2 separate regions of the Homo sapiens genome follow, and region 2 is linked to region 1. A link is a loop called in an ENCODE intact Hi-C map of the cell type or tissue named here. Cell type or tissue: dorsolateral prefrontal cortex. All regions are shown on one strand. Each heading gives the region's core, and the rest is flanking DNA. Links, peaks and the distances in the headings are about the cores only. Region 1 overlaps PPM1H (protein phosphatase, Mg2+/Mn2+ dependent 1H). Region 2 has its middle 49 kb from the start of PPM1H.

Evidence for each region. A loop is a pair of places that touch in the nucleus more often than their neighbours do. Peaks named below come from ENCODE experiments on the same cell type or tissue, not always from the same donor. Only the 100,000 strongest peaks of a DNase experiment are listed, where the experiment ranks them.
Region 2: it touches region 1 in a loop (3-fold over the local background); 10 of 110 quality-filtered maps call a loop at or near these places.

Annotation. Positions count from the first base shown.
Region 1 is chr12:62,794,525-62,805,147 of GRCh38, forward strand. It overlaps PPM1H (protein phosphatase, Mg2+/Mn2+ dependent 1H), which reads right to left. Exons shown (of 10, transcript NM_020700.2): 3 at 7,292-7,636. Among named protein-coding and RNA genes, the nearest start is that of PPM1H, 140 kb to the right of the region's middle. In dorsolateral prefrontal cortex, for the core only: CTCF peaks have their summits at 4,810 (motif pointing left) and 5,015; a DNase peak (open chromatin) is centred at 4,777; H3K27ac peaks cover 627 bases.
Region 2 is chr12:62,978,513-62,989,135 of GRCh38, forward strand. No RefSeq gene overlaps it. Among named protein-coding and RNA genes, the nearest start is that of PPM1H, 49 kb to the left of the region's middle. In dorsolateral prefrontal cortex, for the core only: a CTCF peak has its summit at 5,343 (motif pointing left); a DNase peak (open chromatin) is centred at 5,350.

The DNA of each region.
Region 1 (10,623 bases), core at 3,260-5,759:
GACTCTGGTGGGGAATCTAGACCCACTCTTAAAAGGAAATAGAACTCTGAGATCCTCCCGGCTATGTCCAGAGCTCAAATCCCATAGTTAACAGGTTAAAACGGTAATCACTGCTAACTTGGTTCTGATCCCTAGGAGGGCAAAGGCTTCCTGTAACTAACCCTGCAGTGGAATCGACTTCCTCCATGAGTCTGAAATGTTGATTATTCAACCATGTTTTTGGGAGGGTGGAGAAGTAGGGAGGAGGTTTGAAATCAGGACTTAGAAGACACTTGTCTTATTTATACCTATTGTCCTGGGCCAAGCGACAATATAAATATAATAGGTGACAAAACAGAGCTAAGCCAGGCCTTGCTGGGAAGCAGAATTGAAGTCAGTCGGAAAATTCCTGAGATTTTGGTCCTTTAGGAAGCCATGGCTCACTTTTCATAGTGGACACAGGAGGGATTCGCTACATAGCCTTCACACTATGAAGGAAGATCTGAGATACAATCAGGGGGTTGTAGGGGCACACCTACCTCTGACAGTGTACACAGTAAGTATTAAAAACCAGTGGTCATAGGTCACCTTCACCACAAGCCCCAAGCTGTGCCAGGCAACCCGAGGACCAAAGATGAAAAGCACTGCTCTCAAAGAAGCTTATAGTATTTGATGAAACTGTTACCATCTCCCCTCATTGGAAGCATTTTTTTCTCTTCTGTTCGTCTGTATTTTGTGACTAGTACCTACTTTTTCCCCAGAAATAGGTACTATTTATTTTGACTTGAGTGTTTCTGAACATTTTTAACAGTGTATCCCTTTTGGAAAGGTGTCAACATTTCACTACCTCCTTTTGTTATTTAGAATATCAAAATAAATAAGATATTGCATATTTCTATATTCATATAATGTGGGACTACAAATGCCCCCAGATAAAATATATATATATATATATTTTTGAGACAGAGAGTCTTGCTCTGTCACTCAGGTTGGAGTGCAGTGGTGCGATCTCTGCTCACTGTAAGCTCCGCCTCCCGGGTTCACACCATTCTCCTGCCTCAGGCTCCCGAGTAGCTGGGACTACCGCCCACCACCACGCCCAGCTAATTTTTTTGTATTTTTAGTAGAGACGGGGTTTCACCGTGGTCTCAATCTCCTGACCTCGTGATCCACCTGCCTGGGCCTCCCAAAGTGCTGGGATTACAGGCGTGAGCCACCACGCCCAGCCTTGTTTTGTTTTTGAGACAGAGTCTCGCTCCGTTGCCCAGGCTAGGGTGCAGTGGTGTGATCTCGGCTCACTGCGACCTCTGCCTCCGGAATTCAAATGATTCTCATGCCTCAGCCTCCCAAGTAGCTGGGATTGCAGGCATGTACCACCACGCCTGGCTAAATTTTTAATAATTTTAGTAGAGACAGGGTTTCGCCATGTTGGTTAGGCTGGTCTCGAACTCCTGGCCTCAAGTGATCTGCCCACCTGGGCCTCCCAAAGTGCTGGGATTATAGGTGTGGACCAAAGTGCCTGACCATAAGATCTTATGTTTTACTTCCTCAGTGGTGTCTAAAAGAATACTGATTTTAAGATGTAAGCTCAATAAATACTAGTGACTGAGAAGAGCAGTTCTTAGTGAAAACAACACAAACTGTTTTTCCTCTGTTCTCATCCCACAACAACCAATACAGAAGACTTCTGTGACCAAATGTGTGAGAGTTTTCCCCCACATAACCAGCAAGCAATCAGTTCTGCAGAAGACACCAGCTGGGCGTCCTCCAGTTCAATTCCACACAATTATGTACTTGGAGATAGCATCAGATTTCACAGGTTGAGGGCTCAGTCCCCCAACTGACTCCCACTTCTGATGCCAGTCGCAAGCCCCAGGTTGGTTTACCTGTGCTTCTGACTGACCAGCTATAAATCTGGGTTCCCAAGACCCCCCTCTCCTAAGGTTCGATTAATTTGCTAGAGTGGCTCACAGAAATCAGGAAAAATTTACTTACATTTGCTAGTTCATTATAAAGGATATTACAAAGGATATGGATGAAGAGATGCATACGGTGTGGAGCTTCCATGCCCTCACTTGGCACGTGACCCTCCAGGGACCTCCACATGTTCAGCTACCCAGAAGCTCACTGAGCCCTATTCTCTTGGGCCTTTATGGAGACCTCATTACATAGGCACGAGTGTTTAAATCATCAGCTGTTGGTGATCAACTCACCCTTCAGCCCTTCTCCCCTCTCATGAGGTTGAGGATGCGTGCACCCGTGTGCGCGCACACACACACACAAATTATTGGGGCAAATCTAAATTAGGCTATTCTTTCATTTTATTCACATTAATACACCTGACATCTACATTATCAACGGCAGTTTACTGTGTGATTCTACTTAGTTGCACAGCCCTCTAATCCTGCCTTGGTCTTTTTGATGAACAGACCCCATCCAGAAGCTACCCAGGGGCTGCCAGCCACCAGTCATCTCATTAGGATACAAAAAGATACTTATCACTTTGAAGATTTCAAGGATTTTAGGAGTTGTATGTCAGGACATGGAGTTGAAGACAGAATATCATAATATCACAGCATTCCATTGAGGGACAAGACAAACAGATGGAGACAGACAAGCAGGTAGACAGAAACAAAGAGAGTCCAAAGAATTCTGATTCCACATTGTTGAGCTCTTATAAATAAAGCAAAAACTCCCAGTGAAGGAGAAGCTCTGCTTTTAAGGATATTGTGACACTCAGAATCTCCAGAGGGACAGCTGCATAAATGTCATCAGTGAGGCAAATTAGAGGCTTAGGTGCAAGGCTTGGGGAACTTTACTTTTAGGGATTAAAAGTGGAAGAGAAGGCAAGAGAGCCACAAAGCTGAAATGCCTATATGACAACTCTTACTTAATATTGAATTTCCTATTATAGAAAATCAATGGCACAAAACCCGCAATACCTAAAGGACATCTAGAAACAGGAAAATTAGAGAGTGGGTGGCTACTGCGGTGAAAAAAAAAGTTTAGGAATGATCTGGAAAATTCAAAGCTGTCCTGCTATAGACAGCTGTGTGAACTGTCCTCGGGTTGCCTGGCACACCGTGGCGCTTGTGGGCATTTCAAAAAACCAAAGGTTTACACGGTAAGACAATGACTCTCAAAAACCTAATATTGAGAGGGGGAGGAAAGAAAAAGGAGTTGGCAATGGCCTTCCAGCTATTATTTTGAAGCTGGTATAATTTCTGTGCTGTGGATTCTGAAGCTCACCTTAAGCAATTTGATAAGGTTAAGACAGGCATTGTTTCTATGAAACAGGAGTGTAGTTTCTCTGAAATCTCTGATGACGCAAAGAAAAACAAGAGCATCTGTGATTAAACAGAAGACTTATCATTCCAAAGAAGGTCACATCTGAGAGTGAAATGGGAGAGTATTAACAATTAAGACAGCAGGCACCCACTGACCCAGTCCCCAGCAAAGCACAAGGTATGGCCACCCTTCCAGGTGCCATGAGAACCAAAGAATGGTGAGCTTCTCACTTAATAAGGCCAACCAGAAAGGTGCTGTAAACCAAAAGGTATCTGAGACAGGTCTCAATCCATTCAGTTTATTTTGCCAAGGGTAAGGACATGCCTGGAAGAAAAAAAACACAGATCACAGAGACAGTCTGTAGTCTGTACCTTTCTCCAAAGATGAATTTGAAGGCTTCAGTATTTAAAGGGGAAAAGTGGGCCGGAGGGGAAAGAGGGAGGGTATGGTCATCCACATATTCCAAGAGAAAAGGAGCAGGTAGGGGATAGTCTGGGGCTCTGGAAATCAATAAATCAACACTTTGCGTGAGGTAAGGTGAACACAGAGTAGCTACCTGTGGAGATATTCAACCATTCATCTGTAGTATCTGCTTAGGAACAAAAGGAAACAGTTTCTTCCACGACTCAGCTTTCAGCTTAATTTTTTTTCCTAGTGATTTCCAATTTCCATAGTGGATTGGGGGCCCAGTTTTTATTTTCCTTTCACAGTGCAAAGCCCCGGTAAGCTGTAGGCAGGTTGGGGACCTAGACAGACAATCTGGGGGGAAAAAGTGTGAAGAGGAAGCTAGGGCATGGGGGTAAACCTGAAAGGAACAAACAGGGAAGAGACATAGCTTAAAGCTAAAGGTTCATGATATGGCACATCTGGGCCTGGGTCTCCACAGGGGCACTCCAGCCTTCCTCCTCATTCACCTGCCATTGCTACATTTAAGATCTATCTTCCCACCACAGCAATGGTGGCTTACTGGCTTTGGCCTACCTGGGTTTTTTCTCAGGCTCGGTTTGTTACCCAGGTTTCCTGAGCCCCAGGGCATTCATTCTCCCAACCCTGCCCTGCACATGTCTGCTCTACTCCTGAGCCCCCACACCCCAGCATCACCTCCCCAGGGAACCTTTCCCTTCATCTCTTTACCAGACTCCTGCATCACCCTGTATTTCCCCTCTCAAGGCTCCTCCCATTTATATTTTACTTGTTTAACACCCTTCTTTGCCTAATCGGCTCAATATTCTTTTCCCAGTCAGGCCTGGCTTCTAGTTGGTTCTCAACAAATATTACTGATTGAATGAATTACACATGAAAATGAAGCAAACAATTGTTGTTTTTGCTGGTGACTAAGTTTCCAAGAAAAATTTGAGGTAATGAATTGGTTCATTAAAAGTAGAAATATTTTAAAAATGAGCCTCTTAAGTATTTTTCTGAATGAACCTTTCTTTGCCAGCACAGTTGTTAAGAGCAACCCTGAGCCATTAATGGGCAGGAACAGCCTGAGACCCCTGTGGAGTCCTGAGTCAATGTGACATTGGCCTCTAGTGGACAAAATTGAGAATGCAGCAGCTCCAGGTAAAAGATGTCCTGTGGCACTAGTCACAACTGAAGGAAATGAAAATCTCAACGTTTCCTTTATTTTTCACTTCTACCATGCAAACTGAATTACATTACATTACATTACAAGGAGAGCCCATTGTCAAATTTTTGCCTAAATAATTAAAAAAATAAATTCAATACTTGGCATTCTGAGTATTAGTGTCTAGAAACATTTATTGACATCAGAGCCTCTACAGAGGCAGAGAGTGAGATTTTACACCACGACTGAGTGGGAGTCAATTTTCCTACCTTAATTCCCTTTTTCCTAAATAATCTTTTCCAGCCTCCTGGTATTTTCATTGGGATTGCAGGGTTGCAGGCTATCAGACAGTCTTGAGATAGAAGTGCATTTTATTTTTACATTTTTATTCTTAATTTTATTTTTTAAGAGATGGGGTTTTGCTGTGTTGCACAAGCTGGAATACAGTGACAAAAAAGCACTGGAGATATAACCTGATCTGGGCTAGGTCACCCCTCCTCAGGCATCCCGGTGGTGCTCTGCTCCAAGGAGGTCACCACATTGACACTGAACCCACATGACAGCTCAGAACTCCTGGGCTCAAACAATCCTCCGGCCTCAGCCTCCTGAGTAGCTGGAATGACAGGCATGCACCACTACCACGCCCAGCAAGGTGCATTTTAAACCACCTGCTAGTCAAAGGGTAAATGTTATCTCTGTAACAAGGAGAGAAAAAGCTGAGACCAAAGAAGGGACACGTTTAAATAAAAAGAGGATGCAAATTTGAGGGGTGAATATATGAACTATTTTTGCCTTACAAACAAATCAGATGACGATATGTATAGTCATTATTTACTTTCCTTCTTAGCACACTACCTGATGCCGTGAGATCCTGGAACATGCACCATGTGCCTATCCGGTTCTGGCAAGACGCTTCTAGCTGTTTTGACTTCATTTAACAGCTTCTCATCACTTTGTAATCTCCAGGTTTTTTTTTTTTGTTTATTTGTTTTTTTGAGATGGAGTCACGCTGTTGTTGCCCAGGCTGGAGTGCAGTGGCATGATCTCAGCTCACTGCAACCTCTGCCTCCTGTATTCAAGCAATTCTCCTGCCTCAGCCTCCCAAGTAGCTGGGATTACAGGCATGTGCCACCACGCCCGACTAATTTTTTTGTATTTTTGGTAGAGACGGGGTTGCACCTTATTCACCAGGCTGGTCTCGAACTCCTGACCTTGCGATCCACCCACCTCGACCTCCCAAAGTGCTGGGATTACAGGCATGAACCACCGTGCCCGGCCTGTAATCTCCAGGTTTTAAGGCCATGACTGCCCACTTGCCTAACTCAAGCCCTTATAAATATCCTTAAATATCTCTTATTCTTTATCTGTATGCAGGCTGCCGAGCAAGAAATAAAATCTTTAAAACCAAAATAATTGGCTTAGGATAAAGTAAGCTCACAGAGGGAAAGAGCTGGCATAGAACAAAGCAGAGGCGGCTTCTATGTGCACTCCTGCCAGGCAGAGGGGCAGCAAGGGACAGCGAGAGCTGTGGCACTCTCCCGAGGACATGCTCAGGAGTGAGGCCAACAGCGAAGGATGATGAACTCCCGATCAGACCCATTCAGATGGAAACGAACAGACAAATCCACATGCCTGGGTAAGACTAAGACTTCTTGGATATTGGCCCCTGGCTCTGTTCTCCTCCAGCACTTTGTCTGCAGTGTGAACCACATTCCCAGTTGTGGTAAAACAGCCGTTCTTAGATCACATCTGTATAGGATGGGGACTTTTGAGCACTTTCCTAAACCCTGTTTCCCCCAACACCGGACTTTATACACATCTGTAAAACAGATGGTGATCATGCTCACATCTAAGTGCAATCGTACCAGCTGGCATCAATATGAATATAGGAAATAAAAGCAATAAGGCCTGTATTTAATAAGCCTCTGACCTCATGCACTGTCCCCCTCTTTCATCTTCTTTTACTTTTTTTTTTTTGAGACGCAGTCTCGGTCTGTTGCTCAGGCTGGAGCACAGTGGCGCAATCTTGGCTCACTGCAATCTCTGTCTCCCAGGATCAAACAATTCTCCCACCTCAGCCTCCCGAGTAGCTGGGATTACAGGCAACGGCCATCATGCCCGGCTAATTTTTGTATTTTTGTAGAGACGGGGTTTCACTATGTTGACCAGGCTGGTCTTGAACTCCTGACCTCCTGCCTCGGCCTCCCAAAGTGCTGGGATTTCAAGCGTGAGCCACCGCACTCAGCCTTCTTTTACATTTTTGCCAGCACTTGATGCCAGGAACTCTGTCTGCTGCCAATTTCTATTGGGAATGGAAGCCCCATTATCACAGGGGGCCGTCCAGGTGGAGCCAGGCAGCAAAACCGTGCGCTTTCTGGGAGCCCTCCAGGAAGGACGGACAGACCTGGCGCAGGCGCCAGCCTGGCCCTGCTGCCCCAGACTCCCAGGAATACCTACCATTTCCTTGAATGCACTTTCAAGCGCTCCGATGACCAGGCACTCATGGGGAATCTTCTTCTCGGTAAAGAAGCGTGTGGGGGGCGTGCTGGGGGAGCCCGGGGCCCCCACCCCTCCGCGCAGGGAGGCTGCCCGGGTCAGAGTCCGGCTGTTGGCGGGCGTGTTCTCAGGCTCCTCCCCCAGGCAGGTAGGGGGCAGGACGGCGGAGTTCTTCAGGATGTCCACGATGTCCTGCAGCTGCTCCGTGATGTGGTGCTGCAGCAGGCGTGACGCCACCACCGCGGCCCCGGACCCCGCGTGCCCGTCAAACAGCGACCAATAGTGGCAGGAAACACCCTCGGATTCCTGTGGGAGAGGACGACAGGGAGGAGTGAGAACGGCTGTGGACTTTGCCTCAGGGTCATACAGATTGTGGGACATCTATGGGACTGAGGGTCCACTTGGTTGTCTGTCGTCTGCAAACAATGCGGTCAAAACATAGCAAACAAAACAAAATAAAACAAACAAAAACAAAAACAAAAAAAACACTCAGGGAAGGGTCCCCAAATGAGCCATTGTTGTTACTAGCACCAGAAGGATGAAGCGGTCTCTGCCTCCCCACCTAGCAAGGGAGCCCAAATGATCATACACTAAGCTACTACTTGGAGGGTGAGATCTACTCTAATTTGAAGTGTAGGTGTTTGCATAAAACTCTCCTACAAACAGACAAGTCTGTACGAGTCCAGCTTGAACACCTAACTCCTTAACTCCCGTCTTTTTTTTTTTTTTGACAGAGTCTCACTCTGTGGCCCAGGCTGGAGTTCAGTGGCGCGATCTAGGCTCACTGCAACCTCCACCGCCCAGGTTCAAGCGATTCTCATGCCTCAGTCTTCTCATGCCTCAGCCTCTGGAGTAGCTGGGACTACAGGCGCGTGCCACCACACCAGGCTAATTTTTTTTTGTATTTTTAGTAGAGATGGGGTTTCACCATGTTGCCCAGGCTGGTCTCAAACTCCTGGCCTCAAGTGATCCACCCACCTTGGCCTCCTAAAGTGCTGAGATTATCCCAAAGGGCTGGGATTACAGGCGTGAGCCACCGTGCCTGGAACCTCCCATCTATTTCAACCCCAGAGTAGGTTTGATCTGGGGCCTTGGAAAAACGCCCTTTCTCAGGTTTTCCAACGGGAAATAAGTAGACCCATTTTCCCCTTTTAGAGCCCTTAAATGCTGGGATAATTGTCCCATCTTTCTTGGTCTACATCCTGAATTTTTAGAACATGTTTTCACCCTAGACAGCCAGTCTAGCCCAGGCCTCACAAGATGCAGCCAATTCAAATCTCCTCTTTATACTTCCCACCTCCCTTAGTTCTCCAGCTGATGTCACTCTCGGTCTCTCCATTCCTTCTTCTTGCCTTACAGCTACATGCAACCCGTGTTCCCTCATCTACGTTGGGTTTAGTGGCTGCTGGTGGATTTCTAGACTACTTCAAGATGAGCACTTTTGAACCCATGTTTGAATTACACACGTGTTAGATCTTAGAGAAAAGGAGCTCAATTATGACATAGCTGATAGAATAGAGAGCTCAGAAATAAACCCACACATATGTTGTCAACTAATCTTTGACAAGGGTACCAAGAATACACATTAGGGAAAGAAGAGTGTCTGCAATAAATGGTATTAGGAAAAGTGAATATCCACATGCAAAAGAATGAAATTGGGCCCTATTCTTATATCATATACAGAATCCAACTCAAAATAGCCTAAAGACTTAGATGTAAGACGTGAAATCATAAAACTCCTAGAAAAAAACATGGGGGAAAAAAACTCCTTGATATTGGTCTTGGCAATGATTATTTAGATATGATACCCAAAGCACAGGCAATGAAGCAAAAACAAACAAGTGGGACTACATTAAACTAAAATGTTTCTGCGCAGCAAAGGAAGTAATCAACAAAACCAAAAGGTAGGTAGCCTATGGCATAAGAAAAAACCCTTGCAAAGCATGTGTGTGATAAGGGGTTAATTTTCAAAATACACAAGAAACTCCTACAATTCTATTGCAAACAAAACAAAACAAGCAAGCCGATGAAAAAATGGGCAAAGGGCTTGAAGAGACATTTCATCAAAGATGACATAAAATAAATGGCCAGCAGGCTTGTGAAAAGATGCTCACCATCGATACCTTTCATAAAACTCAGTGAACTGAAATTAAGGACCTTCCCCAACCAGATAAGGGGCATCTAGGGAAAACCTTTAGCTCATATCATATTTCATGGTGAAATACTGCATGCTTTCCCATAACACTGGGCAAAACAAAAAAAGTATGCTCTCACTACTTCTATTCAATATGATACTGGAAGGTTCTAGATAGGCAAGAAAAAAGAAAAGGCCTAAAGATTGTATAAGAAAATAGCTGGGCACAGTGGCTCACGCCTGTAATCCCAGCTACTCAGAAAGTTGAAATGGGAGAATCCCTTGAATCGAGGAGAAGGAGGCTGCAACAGGCCAAGATCTTGCCACTGTATTCCAGCTGGGGTGACAGAGTGACCCTGTCTCAAAAAAAAAAGATTGTTTAAGAAAATAAAGTTGCATTTATCCTGGCTTTGAGCAATTTGAGCATGATGTACCTTAGTGTCATTTTCTTCATGTTTCATGTGCTTGGAGTTTGTCTTTCTAGATCTGTGGACTTACAGTTATTTCATATGATTTAGAAAAATTTCACCCATTATTTCTTAAAAAAAATTTTTTTTGGTATCCTTCTCTCTTTTCTCCTTGGAAGAATCTAATTACACCTGTAGTAGTCCCTAGAGGTTGTCCCATAGCTCATTAAGGATGCTTTCATTTTTTTAATGCTTCATTTTGGTTAATTTCTTTTTTTTTCTTTTTTTTTTTTTTTTTGAGACGGAGTCTCGCTCTGTCGCCCAGGCTGGAGTGCAGTGGCGGGATCTCGGCTCACTGCAAGCTCCGCCTCCCAGGTTCACGCCATTCTCCTGCCTCAGCCTCCCAAGTAGCTGGGACTACAGGCGCCCGCCACTACGCCCGGCTAATTTTTTGTATTTTTAGTAGAGACGGGGTTTCACCGTTTTAGCTGGGATGGTCTCGATCTCCTGACCTCGTGATCCGCCCGCCTCGGCCTCCCAAAGTGCTGGGATTACAGGCCTGAGCCACCGCGCCCGGCCCATTTTGGTTAATTTCTACTGCAATGTATTAAACTCACTTTTTAAAAATCTTTTTGTTTTTTATTAAAAAACGGACAAAGGATCTGAATAGACATTTCTCAAATAAAGATAAGCAAGTGGCTAACAAGTATATGAAAACATGCTCAAAATCAATAATCATCAGGAAAATGCAA
Region 2 (10,623 bases), core at 3,840-6,339, 180 kb after region 1:
AATGTAGAGGAGCTCCAAATTTGAATGGTGGATAGAAGAGAATGAGATAAAAAAGAAGAGAAGCAGCAGCCAGAAAAGTAGGAAGAAAATCAGGAGGCAACTGGACCTCGAAAACAAGAGGCAGAACATTCCAAGAGTAGGTGGTCAGCAGAGATGTCAGGCAAAATGAAGACTAGAAAATATGTATTGTCTTTATGATAGGGAGGTCGTTGGTGTTTTTGGCAAGTTGCATGATAAGAACTAAATTGGAATAGATTGACTTCTGATTGGTGGATGTGGAAATTAAGACAAAACTTAGATGGTTTTTTATTTTCTTTTGTTTCTGTTTGGCTGTAATGAGACAGGATAGAATAGAACCTGGAGAGAAACATGAGGTTAAAAGAGGTTATTATATTTAAATGGCAGAGACCTTCTTCACAGATGTATAAGGCAATTGGAAAGGTCTAGTGTGGGTGGGGATTGACTGTAAAAGAGAAGTGAGATATTTGATGGTTTAGTGAGAAGAGTTTTGGGTGCTGGGTGAGGTGGACAGGATGAAGTCCAAAGCAAGGATAAAAGGAAGAGTGGGAAGGCCTCTACTGTTACATAATAACAATAGAGGAAAGAGACATAGAACAGGTTAAGCTGTAGGTAGGTTTATATCTTGGTTGTTGGAAGAAGAGGACATTTATATTAATTTGCTAGGGTTACTGTGACAAATACCACCGAATGTGTGGCTTAAACAGTAGAAACTTATTTTCTCACAATTCTGGAGACTAAAAGATCAAAGATTAATGTGTTGGCAGGGTTATTTTCTCCTGAGGCCCCTCTCCCTGGCTTGCAGATGACTGTCCTCCTGTCTTCACAAGGTCTTTTCCCCAGGTGTCTGTATCCTAATTTCTTCTTTAAAAGACACGCGTCATATTGGATTAGGGGCCACCCATCCCTTCTCATTTTATCTTAGTTATCTCCTTAAAGGCTCTATTTCCAAATACAGTCACATTCTGAGACAATGAGGGTTAGGACTTCAACAGAAGAATTTGGGGGTGTGGACACAATTCAGCCCTAACAGCATCCCTACCTGAGATTTTTATCTGTTAAGTAGAAAGAAAGGTCATTTTCTGGGAACGAGGAGGGGAGAGGAAGGGCAAAGATTTAAGAGTAGAAGCATTTTGAACATTTTATTGTAGGGGTGGTCAGGTTGACCAGAGAAATGTAATTGTATTATTCAGTGTGGATGGCCCATTGAAATTGGTGATTATGAGTTCACAGTGTGACTTTCTCCAGCAGAAATATGTGCCTAGGTGCAGGCTGGGAAGGAACTGATGGCTTTGTTTGAGTGATGCTACTAAAAGACACAGAGACAGGAGAGTAAACAGAATGGATAAAAGACAAGTAAAGAAAAAAGACGCTAATTGGTTTGAAGAAAGTTGAAGAGGCAATAGATTTGGGGATTCCAATAAGGCCAAAGAATGGTTGAATAATAGTAATTGATAATCGTAACTGATATAGGGTGATTATGGTTTGGCTCTGTGTCCTCACTCAAATTTCACCTTGAATTGTAATGTGTCAAGGGCAGGACCAGGTGGAGATAATTGAATCATGGGGGCAGTTTCCCCGTACTGTTATCATGATAGTGAGTGAGTTCTCATGAGATCTGATGGTTTTATAAAGGGCTTTCCCCTTTGCTCAGCCTGCCGCCCTATGAAGAGGTACCTTCCACCATGATTCTAAGTTTCCTGAGTCCTCCCCAGCCATGTGGAAATGTGAGTCAATTAAACCTCTTTTTTTTCATACATTACCCAGTCTCAGGTATTTCTTCACAGCAGTGTGAGAATGTACTAATACAGAGGGAGAGGGCTCATTACACGGGAGGAATGTTTAAATTGCATGGATCACATAGAGATAACAGCACAGGCTAAAGTCTGACTTTAAAAGTGGATGGTTTTGGAGATGTGAAGGTCAAGGAATGAAGACAGATCTTGAGTAGGAAACAACACTGAACTGTCAGTCTTCAGTGGGTGAAGGAGCTTGGATAGGCTGACAGTAGATGGCAACAAAGAGGAGAGGGAGGGTTGGTATAGCCAAGTGGCATGGACCCCAGAGAGGTAGTTTTTAATAAAAGGGAGCAGAACTAGTTGTCTGGAGTGATAATGGGGAGCAGGTAGGACACCAACCCCATCTCCCAACCTTGTGATGCATGATTTGAGGATAATAAATAGTCACCCCTTGAGAAGGCTAAAAGGAAAGTCATGAGTTTAGAGAAGAGCTTGGAGGCAAGGAAGTATAGGAAGCATCCAGAGAACAGATTGAATTTAGAGACATCTTCTGGTCTCCAGGATATAGAGAAATAGAAGTTGGCCAAGAGATAGAAGATCAGGCCCAGACAAGAATAAACAAAGCATTATGGAGATAATGTTATACGAAGAATGAATGTTTTGGAGTGCTTAAACTTGGGCACTATTCTTTTTACAAACTAGGATGAGAGAGCTGGTGAATAGCATTTAACAATTTCTCTCTAAGGGTGAGCAATAGGCCTGATGGAGAGATGGGAGATGCAGAAACTGCAGATCTCACATTGATTCTAATGCCTCTTTTCCATTAATTCTTTCAACAAATAATGTGTAAGATCTAATGATGCCAGGTCCAGTGCCAGGGACTGGGGATGTAAAGATGAATGGTGTGGAGTTTGTCCTTGAAAAGGTCTCTGTCTAATAAGGAGATACCTAACTACAACACTGTAATAAATGACAACTTAGAAGTATTTGTAAGGTAAAATGTGGGCACAGAGACAGGAGTCCGATGAGACATGGTCTACAAGTTGTATATTCACTCATCTTCTGAAAGGTCCCCAACATCCACATAGAAGGGGCCTCCACTTTCTTTTCCAGGAAGATTCACCCAGAATGTTAACATGCTGTCCTTAGTCATCATGGCATTGACATAACTGCAGTGGCTAATCCATAGTTTCTGCTAATCAGACTAAAATATTTCGGCTTCCAACACTTTCTCTCTCTCAACCAGGAAATTTACAACTGAAAATGAATTCCATTCCTTACCATCTTGACTTCTTCTTTTCATCTTACTGTAACCCCATGTGTCTCAAACTCAAGATGCCTCAAAATCACCTGAAGGGCTCTTGTTCACCACAGTTGGCAGGGTCTTACCACCAAAGGTTCTGATTCATAGGTCTGGATGGCACCTGAGATCTTTCCATTTCTCGCAAGTTTCTGGGTGTATTAGGCCACTCTGATGTTGTATAAAGAAATACCTGAGGCTGGGTAATTTACAAAGAAAAGAGGTTTAATTGGCTCGTGGTTCTGCAGGGTGTATAGAAAGCATGGTGCCAGCATCTGTGTCTGGTGAGGGTCTCAGGAAGCTTATAGTCATGATGGAAGGCAGAGGAGGAGCAGGTGAGTCACAGGTGACAGTGGGAGCAAGAGAGAGCAGGGAGGTGACATGCAGTTTTAAACAACCAAATCTCGGGTGAACTTGCAGCCAGAACTCACTTATCACGAAGGGGATGGTGCTAAGCCATTCATGAGCGCTCTACCCCCATGACCCAAACACTTCACACTAAGTCCCACCCCAATACTGGGGATTACATTTCCACATGAGATTTTTAGGGGACAAATATCCAAACGGTATCACCAGATGATGCTGAGGCTCATGGACCAGAGTCCATACTTTGAGAACCACTGCTGTCAACAGATTGGTAATGCTTTTCCACAGTAGACCTGACTTTTCAACTTCAAATGTCCTCTAAATGTATCCGTTATTATAACTAGTTAAGGGAGAATCTGAGGAAGAAAACAATTCCTGAGCTTTTATTTTGCTTTCATTGCCCCAGTGGTTATAACCTGGTCTATTTAACCATTCCCTGTAGTCTTCTAGCAATGACCAGTTTGAGGAGAACGTGGTCTTTGAAATGAGTCTTGAAGGATAAATAGGAGTTCAGCAAAACAACAAGAGACACGGAAGGAGCGGGAAGAAGCTTGAGTGAAGAGCTTGGTTGGGTGAGCTGGAAGGGCATGGGCTTCCGAGGACAGCTATCAGTTCTCCATGAACCGAGAGCAGCGGGTAGGGTGAGTGGAGGAAATGCCCTGGATAGCTTTGTGCAAAGAACATAGGGCTGGATTTTAAAGAATTTTGAATGTCATATGACAGATAATTTTTTAAAATGGAAGTAACTTTTTAAAATAATATGTCATACTATTTTTTTTTTTTTGAGACCGAGTTTCGCTCTTGTTGCCTGGGCTGGGGTGCAATGGTGTGATCTCGGCTCACTGCAACCTCCGCCTCCTGGATTCAAGCAATTCTCCTGTCTCAGCCTCCCAAGTAGCTGGGATTATAGGCATGTGCCACCACGCCTGGCTAATTTTTTGTATTTAGTAGAAATGGGGTTTCACCATGTTAGTCAGGCTGGTCTTGAACTCCTGACCTCAGGTGATCCACCCACCTCAGCTTCCCAAAGTGCTGGGATTACAGGTAGGCGCCACCTTGCCTGGCCACGAAATTTTTTTTAAACACTAGAAAAAGGTAAAAGTAAAAGGGCCTGAAAAAGGGCATTCCCAGCCCTCACTTTTTTGGTGAATTAAAATCAAGTGAAAAATAAACGCAGGAGTCAGATAAAGTGACTTAGAAATATCAGCTTTATTACTGCTGAAACCTATATTAGAGTAAGGGGATTTTCTTGTTGGGCAGCCAGGTGGCCTTTCTAATGCTATACTCCAGGCTTAAACTCACCCTTTAGTCATGGCCCATGCTGGACAACTCCAGCTTCCCCTGTGGGGATGAGTTAGACCCCCTTTCTACTAGCATGGGACCAGGGTGAAGCAAGCCAGGCACTAAGGTGAGAATTTAAGGAGGGCTGAATAAGGGCAGGGCTGGCCTATAGCTGTTTGATTTGCACATTAGAGGCAAGAGGAAGGCACTGAACCAAGATTTCTAATTCTTTCTCCCAACCTCACTGTGACAAAGGGAAGAGGAGTGTGGATAGGAGAAGAGTCGTAGTGTTCACATGGCAGAAGTCCTCTCCCCAGAAACATTAGGATGAGAAAATGTTTCTGATAATAACTGCTCTTAATATTTTTGTGTATTTCCTATCCATACTTTATTAGGTATGTTTTTACATACATAGTATAGACACTGCTCTATAGTGCTTCTCTTTTGTTTACTTTATGGCATCCCTTAACCCACTTTAGTACATAATGACTGTCTTAGCTTGGATTGCTGTAACAAAGGACCATAGACTGAGTGACTTTATAATCAACAAGAATTTATTTCTGACAGTTCTGGAGGCTGGAAGTCCGAGATCAGGGTGCCAGCAAGGTTGGGTTCCGGTGAGGACTTTCTTTTGGGTGGCAGACTGCCACCTTCTGGTAACCTCACACGGTGGAAAGAAGGTGACAGAGCTTTCTGGGGTCCCTTTTTTTTTTTTTTTTTTTTGAGATGGAATCTCACTCTGTCACTCAGGCTGGAGTGTAGTGGCATGATCTCGACTCACTGCAACCTCCGCCTCCCAGGTTCAAGTGATTCTCCTGCCTCAGCCTCCCGAGTAGCTGGGATTACAGGCACGTGCCACCACGCCCACCTAATTTTTTGTATTTTTAGTAGAGCTGGGGTTTCACTGTGTTAGCTTGGATGGTCTTGATCTCCTGATTTCATGATCCACATGCCTCGGCCTTCCAAAGTGTTGGGATTACAGGTGTGAGCCACCGCGCCCAGCCCTGGGGTCCCTTTTATAATGGCAATAATCCCACTCATTAGGGCACCATCTTCATGACCTATTACCTCCCAAAGGCCTCACCTCCTATTGGCATCACATTGGGGGTTAGCATTTTAATATGCAAATTTTGGGGGGACATTCAGTTCATTCAGACCAACCTTTTTAATGGTTAGAGGGTAGTTTGTCATATGGTTTTATCATAATTTATTTAATTAAATCTATTGGTGGGTAATTGTTTCCATTGTTTAATCAATATCAGTAATAAGTGAAGAACAACCTTTTGGTTAGGAGTGTGAATTATGGAACCCTACTGCCTTGAATCAACCCCTGACTCTGCTACTTAGTAGCTTACCCTTTTGTGCCTTAGTTTTTTCAACTTTATGATGAAAATATTATTAGGTATCTCACAGGGCTGGTGTGAAGATTAAAAGAGTTAATAACATGTACAAAGTTTAGAAATGCCTGGCCCAGATCAAGCATTCAACCAATGTTAGCAGCACACAACAACAATTGAAATGAGTAGACCAAAGAGTGAGCAAATTTTTAAGGTCCTTGTTGTATATTATGAAAAACTCATGGAGAACAGTTTTATTTAATATGCATAGTAGGACACCACTTTTCAAACATTTTCACTGAAGTTTCCAGATGATGGGAAAGACTAAACATATGCTTCCAAAGAAGATGGAGAGACAGTGATCCTTAAGCCTGCCGCAAAATTTTTTTGAAGTCTCAACTTTTATAAAAATTAATGAGAATATGCATTCTGTTCCTTAGGAATTTGTGTCTATTTTGATTTTTAAAAATTTCAAGTGAATCACAAAGCAAATAAATTGCAAGCTGTTCTCTAAAATTTTCTATTAAAACTGACCCTCTAGAAAGATGTGCCACATTTAACGATGGTTCCAAGTCCCTCTTGGCCCACTACTGTGTACCCCAGTGTGTGGCAATGGAAACTGTGGTTTTTGAACCTTGGAGCAACTTAATCAAATAGATGTTTATAAATATTAATTTGTGTATAAGATGGACTTCAGAGTACAGACTTTACAAATGGGTTCCTCTCCTCCAGCTTTGTAGGGCTGGAAAGTCAATACATGTGCATGCATGCATATGTGTGTATTTGCTTAAATTGTCAGTTTAGTGATTCTATCTCATTTACTCCTCACTCCATATACTTGGTTCACCCATTCTTGCTTAATTTCTCATAGTTAAATCCTGAATTAAATAACTTTTAAAAAAATATGTGGTAATATACAAATTTGGGGTTTAGGGGATCCAATGAGCAGTTGTCATCAAGAGCCTGCTGGATTAGGTAAGCAGCCTCCTTACAGAATGGTAGTTAAGCTGTTTATTACACTTACACAACTCACAGTTGAATTCCACTAAGATTATGTCCAAAGTGAAGACATGTTTGTATACTGGAGTGTCCAAGAAAAGATGAAACATTCAGAAATTCAGGCTGATGGGAGCAAATAGAACAAAAGAGATAAAATGTCAGGGAAGAAAAGATAATATACTACAGGTAGAAGCCAGAGAGAAGATTTTGGCAAGACTCGCTTCAAAATGGATTACCCTAGTGCTGATTTCTTCAGTATCAAGTTAGCAGAGAGGGGTAGGATCAGTGGTTCAGGGATGTTTATGGTGATAACATGATCTAGATCTTTATTGGTATACTACATCCATTTATAATTTTTATTTAAGTTTACTCTATTTGAAATGGCAAAAAGCCACATTTGAGTTATTTCCTGCCTTTGTTTTGCTTTTTTTTTTTGCCACCTACCTTCAAATTATTGGTGCAGTAAAGATTCACAAATTTATATTTACAGTTCTCTTTTAAAATTTATGAGCAGACATTGCAGCTGTTGGCTTCTCTTTCAAGCCATCTAAACTAGGGCCTGATAAAAGGATTTCTTATATCCCTGTGAACTGATAAATTAATTCTTACCCACCAGTGAGTGCTCTAGAAGAACTAGTATATAATAGGTACTGATGAAACATTTTCTAAAATAAATAAATCAGTTCTTATTTTATATTAGAGAAAAATAAAATTCCATTGTAAGTGTTTCTACTTCCATGATGAGTCTATGTATATATGAATGCTTTTTTTGGCTGAATTTTAACCCTAAGTAATTTAAAATAATTCAAGTTTAGTCATTAATGCAATAGCCATTACAATTATATCTAGAAGTAAAAATTTACAAAATACGTGTATTTCCAGAGCTTAAGCCTGAAGTATCTCCTTTTTAGTCCCTCAGCACTTTTAGGAACTACTTCCCATTTTCTTATTTGATCTGTTTCCATTAATACCATATTCTTGGTAAATTAAGTTCACCTAGAATGATCAAAGCTTGATCACTAGTTGGTCTACTGTATAATATGCCTTTGAGTGATTATTGAATAATTACTTCCATAGAAACACAAAATAATTAAATACATCTGTGTTCTATTAAAAGTTCACAAGTTGTATGCCCTTCTTCCTGATATTAGTAAATAATATGATCAATAAGATTGTCTCTTAAACAGGAAAAAATACTTTGGACTCTAAATGACTAATAAATTAAGTTTAAACAACTTTGGTAGCACTGGGATTTCAGGCAGAAAAAACATAAAAACTTAATAGTTATTTCATTGAGAAAATAAATAATTTTTAATTAATTTTAGCACCAATAGTAAGGATCAAAGAAAATACAGATTTCAAAATATAATGGATTACTATTGAGATTAAATAAATATTTACTTAGTACCATGTGACATACTTTCGTACAAATTGACTTATTTTAGCTATAAAACAACTCATGATGACTAAATATTGGTTTTGAGGTGAAAGTGCGCCTCTACAACAGCCAGCTATTTGGTTGTTTGCAAAACTTGATTGTTTGCAACCCTTGGTTCCACTCATGATTGTAATTATGTTTTTACCTAGAACACTGAAAGATGCAATTTAAGGAATTGCTATTTAGGACCTCATGGAAACCACAAATTCTAAAGGGTTTAGGTTTAATGAAACTAAGAGTGTCAGTACCATGGGAAGATTAAAGAGACAGTTCAGAGCTAGTCTGTGGGATGTGTATATGTTGGGCCAAATAACTGGATCTTTAAATTGACAGGACTCCACTGAAGGTATTTTAGACAGAGAATACCATAACTGTCTTATGGCAGTGTTTCCCAAAATGTGTTCCACTGCAAGCTAGTACATATTACTTTGTAAAATAGTTACATGATCAGTGATGTCTTGGAAATTGTGTTAAATAGGTGGTTTTTTGTTTGTTTAATGCAGAAATTCTGTATTCTTATAATCTAGTGTTGTAACTGTCTAAGAATGGGCTATAGTATGAAACCTTTCCCAAGCTTACTTGTCTGTGAAACATGGTTTTCTTGAATTTGCTACTTGCATCCAGGAACACATTTTGGCAAACACTGTATTATTGAGGTGTTATATAGGAAGGATGAATGAGTTGACCAGAGTTGAAAGAATGGAGACTGGGAGGGGTGAGATCAATGAGATGCCTGCTCTAATAGTTCAGGACAAGAGAATGAGAGTTAGAAAGTGGGTGTTGGCAATGGGAATGGAAAGGAAGAAGACATAATTAGACTTGTCATCTAACTGTGCATGGACTGGAGAAAGTTAAACAGGCAGATAGGATTAAGAAGAAGAAGACGAGTTGGATAGAAAAAAATGAATTGGTTGGAGGAAAGTTGGGCTTGTGGCAGCAGAGAAGAGATGTTTATTTAGCTATTGGAAATAGGAGTCTGGAGATTTGGAAATCACCTGCATAGCAGTGATAATTGAAAGTAGTGGAGTATATGAGATCATTTGGGGAAAAAGGAGAGAAGATCTTTGAAAGCTCACCCAGATCTGTAATATATGTGGAACATCTATGCATGGAGAGAAATTCTCATAAATTTGGTGCTGAGTTTCATGCCCAGTGTCTTAATCCTAAAAATGGATTAAGCAAACTATGCTTCAACATTGAAATACTACTTAAACAGCTGATCAATCAAATCATAATTTACATAAATCAAATTATTTAAACATTTAAATGTTCATTTAACTTTCCTAAACATTTCAATATCATCAATCTAACATATCAGCTTCTTTCACATGCTTCAAGCATTTAAAAACTGGTAAATATTAATACTACTTATTTCTATGAATATAAAACTTATTTTTTACATTCAAAAGCATTGATTCTGTGGATTTAATTCATTTCTTCGTAGTTGTATTTTTTCCCTAGGGTTATAGTAATACTTATTTTATGTTTTCCTGGGGCTACATTCTATTGCCAGACACTAAACGAAAATAATATTGCCTCACACTAGCCATGGTTTCAGCTTACTGATTATTAGACCAATTGATTCTTTTTTCCCTTCTTTGTTGTTGTGAAAAATTTTTTAACATAAGCAAAAGTAGAGGGAATAATATAGTAACTCCCATTACCTATCATTCAATGTCTATAATTATCAGCAGATTGCTAATCTGATTTAATCTACACCTCTTCACCTATCCACTGGCTGGTTATTTTCTTTTTTTACAGCTTTATTGGGATATAGTTTTCATACCACAAAACTTACCCACTGAATTTTTATATAATTCAAACTTTTTGGAAAGTGTATAGAATTGTGCAACCATTACTATAATCCAGTTTAAAAATATTTCAGCACCCCAAAAGATTCAACCAATAAACAGTATGAGACAAACAAGAACATTTGACCCATATATATGAAATAAGCATTCAGTGGAAATTGTCTCTGAGTGGACATTGAAGACAAAGGCTTTAAAGCACCCATTGTCCATATTTTCAAAGAATTAAAGGAAAATATATTTCTAGAATTGAGGGAAAGTATGACAATGATGCAATACATTGAGAATCTCAATAAAGATAAATAATGAAAAAAAAGCCAAATCAAAAGTTTGGAGT